3 separate regions of the Homo sapiens genome follow, and regions 1 and 3 are each linked to region 2. Evidence: chromatin contacts called from ENCODE Hi-C or POLR2A ChIA-PET data. All regions are on one chromosome and are shown on one strand. Each heading gives the region's core, a stretch centred on a gene start or an enhancer-like site at or near the end of the contact. The rest is flanking DNA. Distances are from core to core; before and after follow the strand shown.

The links. A loop is a pair of places that touch in the nucleus more often than their neighbours do. ChIA-PET counts read pairs that join two places held with the same protein, here RNA polymerase II (POLR2A). Pooled maps may share reads with other maps.
Region 1: a map of naive thymus-derived CD4-positive, alpha-beta T cell shows a loop between it and region 2 (18-fold over the local background). The contact joins the promoter of HAUS7 here to the promoter of EOLA1 in region 2. A Hi-C loop is called at or near these places in 1 of 168 maps with a recorded cell type or tissue (naive thymus-derived CD4-positive, alpha-beta T cell) and 6 of 50 pooled maps. POLR2A ChIA-PET finds 5 or more read pairs at or near these places in 1 of 52 experiments (activated B cell).
Region 3: a pooled map shows a loop between it and region 2 (19-fold over the local background). The contact joins the promoter of ARHGAP4 here to the promoter of EOLA1 in region 2. A Hi-C loop is called at or near these places in 1 of 37 single-sample maps with no recorded cell type and 2 of 50 pooled maps. POLR2A ChIA-PET finds 5 or more read pairs at or near these places in 2 of 52 experiments (OCI-LY7 and activated CD8-positive, alpha-beta memory T cell).

The regions. Positions count from the first base shown.
Region 1 is chrX:153,469,150-153,471,849 of GRCh38, forward strand. HAUS7 (HAUS augmin like complex subunit 7) reads right to left here and starts at 1,427. Exons shown (of 10, transcript NM_001385482.1): 1 at 1,301-1,427; 2 at 1-112. The coding sequence starts at 1,408. RefSeq lists enhancers at 719-898, 1,049-1,148, 1,662-1,956 and a silencer at 1,479-1,788.
Region 2 is chrX:149,539,572-149,542,271 of GRCh38, forward strand. It overlaps EOLA1 (endothelium and lymphocyte associated ASCH domain 1), which reads left to right and starts at 1,441. Exons shown (of 5, transcript NM_001171907.3): 1 at 1,441-1,772; 2 at 2,448-2,514. EOLA1-DT (EOLA1 divergent transcript) reads right to left here and starts at 181. Exons shown (of 10, transcript NR_027455.5): 1 at 130-181. RefSeq lists silencers at 422-731, 742-811, 844-1,034 and an enhancer at 1,782-1,991.
Region 3 is chrX:153,924,982-153,927,681 of GRCh38, forward strand. It overlaps ARHGAP4 (Rho GTPase activating protein 4), which reads right to left and starts at 1,283. Exons shown (of 22, transcript NM_001666.5): 1 at 1,155-1,283. The coding sequence starts at 1,221. RefSeq lists a silencer at 1,038-1,627.

The DNA of each region.
Region 1 (2,700 bases), core at 177-2,676, 3.9 Mb after region 2:
TACACATCCACTCTAGGATCTCCAAGCGGTACTCTGAGGGGCTGCACAGCAGTTCCTGAATTGTCTTTGGCTCTGTGATATACAGACCCTCGAGGAAGGGGCAGTTTAGGTCCTAAGCAAGGAAAAGGAAAGCAACATTCACTGAAAGTCCCAGTGTACATCATTTCATTTTATTTATTTATTTATTTTTGAGACGGAGTCTCACTCTGTCGCCCAGCCTGGATGGAGTGCAGTGGCATGATCTCGGCTCACTGCAGCCTCCACCTCCTGGGTTCCAGCAATTCTCCTGCCTCAGCTCCCAGGGTAGCTGGGGGATTACAGGCATGCGCCACCACGCCCGGACAATTTTTGTATTTTTAATAGAGACGGAGTTTCACCATGTTGGCCAGGCTGGTGTCAAACTCCTGACCTCAGGTATCTGCCCACCTCAGCCTCCCAAAGTGGTGGGATTACAGGCGTGGGCCGCCGCGCCCAGTCCTCAGTGTACATCTGCAAGCTCCCAGGACCCTTTCCTTTACCCGCGTCCTGCCATCTTGCCAAGAGTTCAAGTCCCCCCATTCTTAACCCCACATCTCCCGCGGCATGCAGACCCCACCTCTTTCAAGTACTCCCACTCTGGGCTCTTGTGGCAGCAGGACCTAGGAGCAACGCCTGAGACTAAGACTTAAGAGAGAGTCCTAGGTTTCGGGACTGAGGGAAAGGGGAGAGGGAAAGGGAGAGGGACCACTGAGCCAGTCGCGGACAGGATGGGGGAGTGTCTGGGGGGAGGAGCGAGCGGGCCGAGGGGACCTGGGACAGCTCCCTAACCTCGTGGGCCAGCTTTCCTCACTGCTGCAGTGAGGGCTCTGTCCTGTGGGGCTGTAGAGGGCTTCTGGAGGCTATCACCCCTGGCATCTGACACCAACTGACACCAAGCCCTAGTCTCGCTGACTTGACAGAGTGGCACGAGGCTCTGCCCATCTGTCCCCCCAGACCCCGCAAGATCCCTAAGGCCAGGCCTGGGTCCTCTGTGTCTGCACTTGCTCCGAGCGCCCAGCGCGGGTACTGCAGTTCCACAGGCGGTGCTGGCCCCAACTACCAGGCACGGGCCGTGGAGACAGCAAGAACGAAGGCCTGGGGCACACCAAAGGGCAAAGATGAATGATCCACAAGCACCCCCTGCTGCAAGGGAACAGGGCGCAGCCGGAACCGGCGACGGTGGCCGCGTGGCGCCGCGGACTTCCGCAGCAAGCCCTCCCGGGCCTCGGGCGGGGCCCTCCCCGGTCCCCCGCCCTGGAGTGGCTTTCTGGGCCAACAGCACCTTCAGCTTCCCGAACACCTCCACAGCCGCCCTGGACACGCTGCTGTCGCCCTCGTCCTCTGAGTAGTCGTCGCCGCCACGGCCGCAGCCAGCGTCCTGCCCCGCCATGTTTCGCGCTCCGAGCCGCGCCCCGCCCATGCCCTGGCTTCACTGGCCGGCAAGACCGCCAATCAACCTCCAGCGTTCTTCCCGCCCACCCGCCTGCGCCCACCCCCTTCCCGACCGACCCTTCCCATTGGGCGACATCTCCGCCTGCGCGGGCCCCGGGCTCCCACCCCCCGCCCCGGCACCACCCAGAGGCAGGACCACAGTGAAGCGGGCAGGGCGGACACAGGGAAGGGGGCGGGGCGGACACAGGGAAGGGGGCGGGGCGGACACCGGGAAGGAGGCGGGGCGGACACCGGGAAAGGGGCGGGGCGGACACCGGGAAGGGGCGGGGCGAACGGGCCAAGCTGGCTCTGAGTCGCAGGCCTTGCTGGCGTCGCCCCTGCTGCCGGCCGGGAATGATGATGCGTTGAAGCGAGGCTCTTCCAGGAGGGGGCGCTCCTGCCTTGGTCGGGTTCTCCTGGGCCACCACCACTAAGGGGCACCCTGGTTCCCAGGAGGACCAAGGGGAGCCTTGGGTGCAGAATGGAACTCGGACTGAAGCGTTCCTCTCCCAGCGCGGGGCTCCGTCTTCTCTTCACCATGCTCACGCTGTAGTTAGAAGGAAATTTCTTGTCACTCACCAGCTGTGTGCCTTTGAACCAGTTACCTAACCTCTCTGTGCCTCTTTGCCCTCACCTAATGGAGCTAATGAGAGCACCTTACCCACTGGGTTGCTAATGAGGATGGCAGGCGGTAATAATTCCTGTGGAATCCCTAGAACAGTGCCCGGCGCATGCGAAGAACCACGTAAATGCTCACTATTGTAATACATGCTGGGCCCTGCTCCCCTCACGGCTCCTGGGGCTACCTGTGGCTCCTTCCTATCCTGTCTACTTAACAAATTTTTCTACATCCCTCAGGACCCTCAAACTCAATGCGTCTGCAATGAAATATGTCAGTCGCTCCTCCCCCAGACCTGCAAAGCCCCCAGTTCACTGAATGCCCCTTACCCAGGGACCTGCTGATTGGGCAAGGCAGGAAGGAGTTGGAGGGTGGCTTGTGCCCAGTAGCCAGGAGACAGCAGCAGGCAGCTGCCACTGTGCCCTCCTCTGTGCCCTACCCTGCCATCTCCTGGAGGGTGGGATCAGGGGGCAAGTCTATAGTCAGGGAGACCCAGGGACCTGCTGGGAGGCAACTGCAGTCATCCAAGTGACAGGAGGGGACTTCACTCCGTCCTGGGAGGAGGGAGCGGGCAGGAGTCCGGGGGTCACAGGAAGGGACCTCAGCCTGGGAGGCCCCGACACAGGCCCAGC
Region 2 (2,700 bases), core at 191-2,690:
CACCCTGCATCTCCAGTCCCAGCTCCGCCTCCTCTAGCCCCGTCCCGCTTCTCCTACCCCTCTGCCCACCCCAGCACCTTTCAGCTCTTTCCTCCAGCTCTGCACTAGCTCCTCCCCCACCATTCTCACCCGCCAGCCTTACTCCAGCTTGGCTCCCCCTTCTCCAGCAATTTCCCGCAGCCCCGCCCCATCTGCTCCCACACCTCTTTGCCACAGCCCCGCCCTGCTCCTCCTCCAGGAACGCCCGGCTTTCCCTCAGCTCCACGCTGCAGCTGAGCTGTGCACCAGGCCCTCCCACAGAGCTTTCTCGTGATTCCACCCTACACCTCCCCAAGCCCCCGCTCCCCTAAGCTGGTTCTCAGGAGTCCGAGGGGTCCTCCCGCAGCTGCTCCTCGCTCAGTTCTCCCATTGCCCCGCCCTGCTCTTCGCGGGGCTGCTTCCAAAGCCCCGACCTCAGCCAGCAGTTTCTCTCAGCCCCGCCCCTCCCTGCCCCGCCCCTCCCCTCCCTGCCCCGCCCCGCTTCTCCCGCGGCTGCTCCCAAAGCCCCGCCCTCGGCCCCCTCCCCAGCAGTTTCTCTCAGCCCCGCCCCACCCCGAGCCCCGCCCGCAGCCCCGACCTGCTTCTCCTGTGGCTGCCTCCAAAGCCCCGCCCCCAAACCTTCCCCAGCATTCTCAGCCCCCCCAGAGCCCCGCCTCTCCCAGCCCCGCCCTACTTCTCACGCAGCTGCTTTAAAAACCCCGCCCCCAGCCCCTCCCAGTGATTTCTTTCTCCCCCTCCCTCCTTCTCTCAGCGGACACCTGCCTCCCCCTGCTGATTCTCAAGAGTCCGCGAGCTCTTCCTGCAGCTTCTCCTCGCTCAGCTCTCCCACGGCCCTGCCCACAATGGTTTCTCTCAGCCCCGCCCGGCCCTGCCCCACACCCCGCCTCTTATCTCAGCCCCGCCCTCAACCCAGCCCCCAATTGTTTCTGTCAGTCCCGCTCGGCCCCTCCCCCAGCTCCGCCCTCCTCCTCTCAGCCCCGCCTCCACCCCCTCCCCAGCGGTTTCTCCCAGCTCCTCCCTGCTGGTATAGCAGCTCTGGGCCCAAAACTCCTGCCTGGTGTCCTCGTCCCACCCTTCCACTTACTCTTCCTCCCTCCCGTTCCTTTTCCTCCTTCCGGTTCTTCGTCGAGGCTGCCGGTCTCGAGGTCCCCTGGCCTTGGCCTGGTTGGCTGGCGCGCATCAGGGCCAGGTAAAGAGAATAGCGTCTCCTAGCAGCCAGGGCGTGCGTACGTGCGTGATGTCGTCAGTGCGTGTCTTCGAGAATGCGAGATTCATAATGTTTGCTGTCTATATGCATGGCTGAGTACGTGCCTCCCGCGTACGTGCGTGGTGTGCATACATGCGTGATTGCGCGCCCACGTACGTTCTTCGTGAAAGGGATGACGGGAGCTGTATGAAAGCGGAAGAGTTATAGACCGCTAACACCTGTCACTGGCCACTGGTTTCCCGGAGTTAGCGGCAACGACCTTGCAGCCTGGACACTAGCCAGGCGCTCCCTCTTCTCACAGCGGCCCACGTCTCCTTGCTTGGGAGCCCATCGTCCTGGCTCCGGTGGCCTCGCTGGGTCTCGGGGAAGCAGAGGACTGTTCATTCCTGTGGCGAAAAGCCGGAGTCGGCCCTAGACACCCACGACTCGCAGGGTCCATGGTTCCGGAGGCCGTGAGACCTGCCGGGGCTGACAGGTGCCAGGGCCCATGCTGCGGGAGCCTGTGTGCTCAGCCTTCTTGCGGACGGTACCTGAGGGCTGGGGTTTCCCTGGATGTGGGGCTGGGAACTCGTGCGGGGCGCGACCGAGGCGCCTTTTCCTGTCCCCTGCTGTCGGCAGGGTCTCGGCTCCGCTCCTTCTAAGCGCGTGTACCCGCGACGTGCGTCTGCGAGTAGAAAGCCCGTGTACTGCTCCACACACAGCGGCCCCACCTCAGTCCGGTCTTCCCTGCCTCCCGTTGGCCCTTCTGCTGTGAGCTCGCCTGGACCTGAGGCCGGGCGGTGCACAGCTCTGTGGCCTGTGGCGCCGTGCTCAGCGTGACCTACCCAGAATTAAGCTGAGGACAATGGGATTTAGAGTCCCAAACACTCGCCCCGTGACAATGGGAGGGGAAGTGTCATTTTTCTCCCTTCGAATGGAGCATGCTTGGCTGCAAGAATGCTGCTCAACATGGTGAAATGATTTTCTGCCCTGCGGGCTGGTGCACCCTGTGGTCCTTGACCCAGACAGGTGCGGAGGGTCCCACTGCTGTGATTAGCAGAACCAAACTGTGATGTGCACATGTGTGTTACTGATAAGACCAGGCCTCCCAGCTCTTCTTGGTTTCCAATGCCTGCTAAGTACATGACCTTCTTAGGGCCATTAACCAGCTTTGCTGTCTTGCACTTAATGACCTTTCCTCTTTATCTTCCTTGTTGTGCAGGTAAAGAAGCTAAGTGGAAGAGTGTTTCCTCCTCTGGCCGTAAAGCAGGTACTCTCTGCAGCACCAGGTAGGAGGGGACTCAACCCCCTTCTTGCCTTTTCAGTTACATCAGTTCCTACTAGGGATTCCACATACACACAGTTGGCGTCTGTTGTGATTTTGTGGTGATGACGAGAAAAGGGTTGGCTAAGAAACTGGGCGGCAGAAAAGAGGCAAACATTCACTGTAGCCATTTATCCCGATGGAAGTGGCC
Region 3 (2,700 bases), core at 33-2,532, 4.4 Mb after region 2:
AGGAACCCTTAGACAGTCGTGCTCGAAACCCCAACTTTTCAGTGTGAAATCACTGACCCATATTTGCTGACTGAAGTTTTCCAAGTCTTTCAGCTTCATGGCATTTTGGGGAAGCAGGATGGAGATCATTACCTCCATCTGAGCAAGATGATGGCGAGGCTTGGAAAGCTGGCTCACCCTGTGTAGTCACCTCAAGCTGGCTCTGGACACAGGCTGCCTTTTCCAAAGGAGGACTGGAGCATACTTTGGTATAAATTGCTTGCACTGAATAATGATGTTAGAACCTACATCTCTGGGTTCAAAGGCACTTCAAGGGTCATTGCATTCTACGTCCTAGAAGTTGCAGTGCTGTATGACCACGGGCAAGTCACTGCACCTCTCTGAGCTTGTTTCCGTAATTGGTAAAATGGAGTGATTGAGAGTGATATGGACGAGCTGCTGGCACTGAGCTGCTGCCTCTTTCCTTTGCAAGAGTTACCATGCCCTGAATAAGATGGGCACAAGCTATTGGCTAAGAATTTGCAAAGCTGATTTGCATGTGATTTGCACATGGGTGTTTATCAGAACCCAGAGGTTCAATTTCAGAAGGCTGAGAAGCCAGCCCTGTTAAATCTCTCAACCAAGACTCACTGCGCCAGCTTGACCCAGAGACAGTGGCCCTCGCCTCTGCTCCCCCTCAGTGCTAAAGGGAGGCAAAAGGTGCTGAAGCTCCAGGGACTGCAGTGGGGTTACGGCCAGGTGATCTCCACCAATCCACTCACCCGGACTCCCTTACTCACCCCCCAGCCCAATCAAGCTGGTTGACTTCACTGTAGCTAAAATACTGCCTTCTGAGGGGCACGTTGGTGCATCTGGCTCTCTTTTACCAGCGGCCACCAGTGTCTCCACTGAACCTTGGGTGAGAAGCGGTAGACCCAAGGAGGACAGAGACCAAAGGAAGGAAGACAGGAAAGAAGGAAGGGAAAATGGCAGGCGGTTGAGGCCAAATGGGCGTCGGGAGGCAGGCAAGGGGCTCAGGCTCCCTCCTCCACCCCCGCTCCAGAGGTCGCTGGGGAGAGCATCGGGCCCTGGGCCAGCGCGGGGACGCTTGGAGCTCCCTCACGACCTTGGGTTCTCCGCAGGAAACGGGCCGGGAGCGCCCGGCGCCCTCTCACCTTTGACTTGCGTCTCATACTCAGCCTGCAGCCCCCGCTCCCGCCGCAGCTTCCCGTGAGCGGCCATGGCGGCCTCGCGGCCGCGCCGTCGAACCCCACTGCTCCCACGCGGCCGTGAGCGGGCCCGGCGCCGGGACTTGGGGGCGCTGCGGCCAGCACCCTGCGCGGGCTCCGCCCAGCCCCGCCCCCAGCGCGGCTCCCGGTGGGGCGGGGCGGCCCAGGGCTGGCACTGCCCGCGAGGGGCTCCTGGGGGGGCAGGGCGCCCCTTCCAGCCCCACTGTGCCCCGGCCTTGCCGTCCCCTCCCATTGGGCCTGCACCTAGGCTGCCTTGTGCCCAAAGCCCCGCTGCCAAGCAGCCGGAGCAGGTGTGAGAGCCCCAACGTAAGCTGGCATCCCAGGCTGCCATCCCACCACCTCCAGAAGGCTGTCCCTGGTCACCACTGCCAGACTGTACCATTCACAGCGGGGCCGCTGGCCCACTGTACCAGTGGCCATGAACACCATTGCTGCCCCAGGCTCTGGACTCCCCCTGGGTTGCCTCCTTCCCCCAGACATCCGATGGGGTCCTCCCTTCCCAAGTCAGCCCCCAGAGAGGCCCAGGGAGCCCCAGGGAGCCTTGAGAGCTGGGGTGGGAAGTTCAGAGGGGAGGGGGAAGGAAGGTCAGCACCAGAGAGCAGAACCTCAGCAGCTGGCTGCCGTTCCCTCCAGGCCCCCTTGGTAGGGGAGGAGAGTTCAGCTCCGGTTCCCCTTCTGCTCAGCCCCACAATTTCCCCATAGGCGGTTACCACTTCCTGCTGCCGGAAGAGACTGCTCTGCCTCCCTTCCCCTGCAGCTGCACCTGCCCGTCATAGGCCTGAGGGGGGCAGCCCCCTCGGAGTGAGGTCTTAGCTACCCTGGGGGCAAGTCTTGGGGCCCCCCTCATCCAGGGGTGGTGGGGCTTTCCTCCACCCTCTACCACAGGGCAGCAGCTTTTCTCCGGGAAATCGGGAAGGCGGGAGGCGGGAGGCGGTTGACAAGCCAAGCAGACAACTGGCTTCAATTTGGTGGGAGGGAAATCCCTGGGGTATAGATGTGGGGAGAGAGGCAAGGCACTTGGGCACCAGGCGTGTGTTCCGAAGGCGGGCGTGGGGGCACTAGTGCAGGGGTACTAGGCGTGTGTGTGCACGGATGTCAGAGTCAGGCTCTGTGCAAATGCGGGCACACATGACCTTGACCTGCAGATCTGGGGAGGGGAGGCTGTGCGGGTACTTCCTGCCTTTCAACTGTGAGCAATTAATTCTCTTGCCCAGAAGGAAAAAAACACTCCCTCAGCTCCCCGCCCCCTTCTCCCAGTACCAAGGCCCTTCTCGAACACGTCGTCGTGTGTGTCTGCAGGACCTGGGGCTTCAAGGCCTGGGAGCTAGCCAGACCCAGGACCTGGACTTCCAGCAGCTGGTCTCGGAAGTACCGATGTTCGAGTCCTCCAGCGAGACTAGAGAGCCTGCGCCCCTGCCCACAGCGCGTACAGCCGCACCCACACTCCAACCTGCTCCTGGTCGGGAGACTC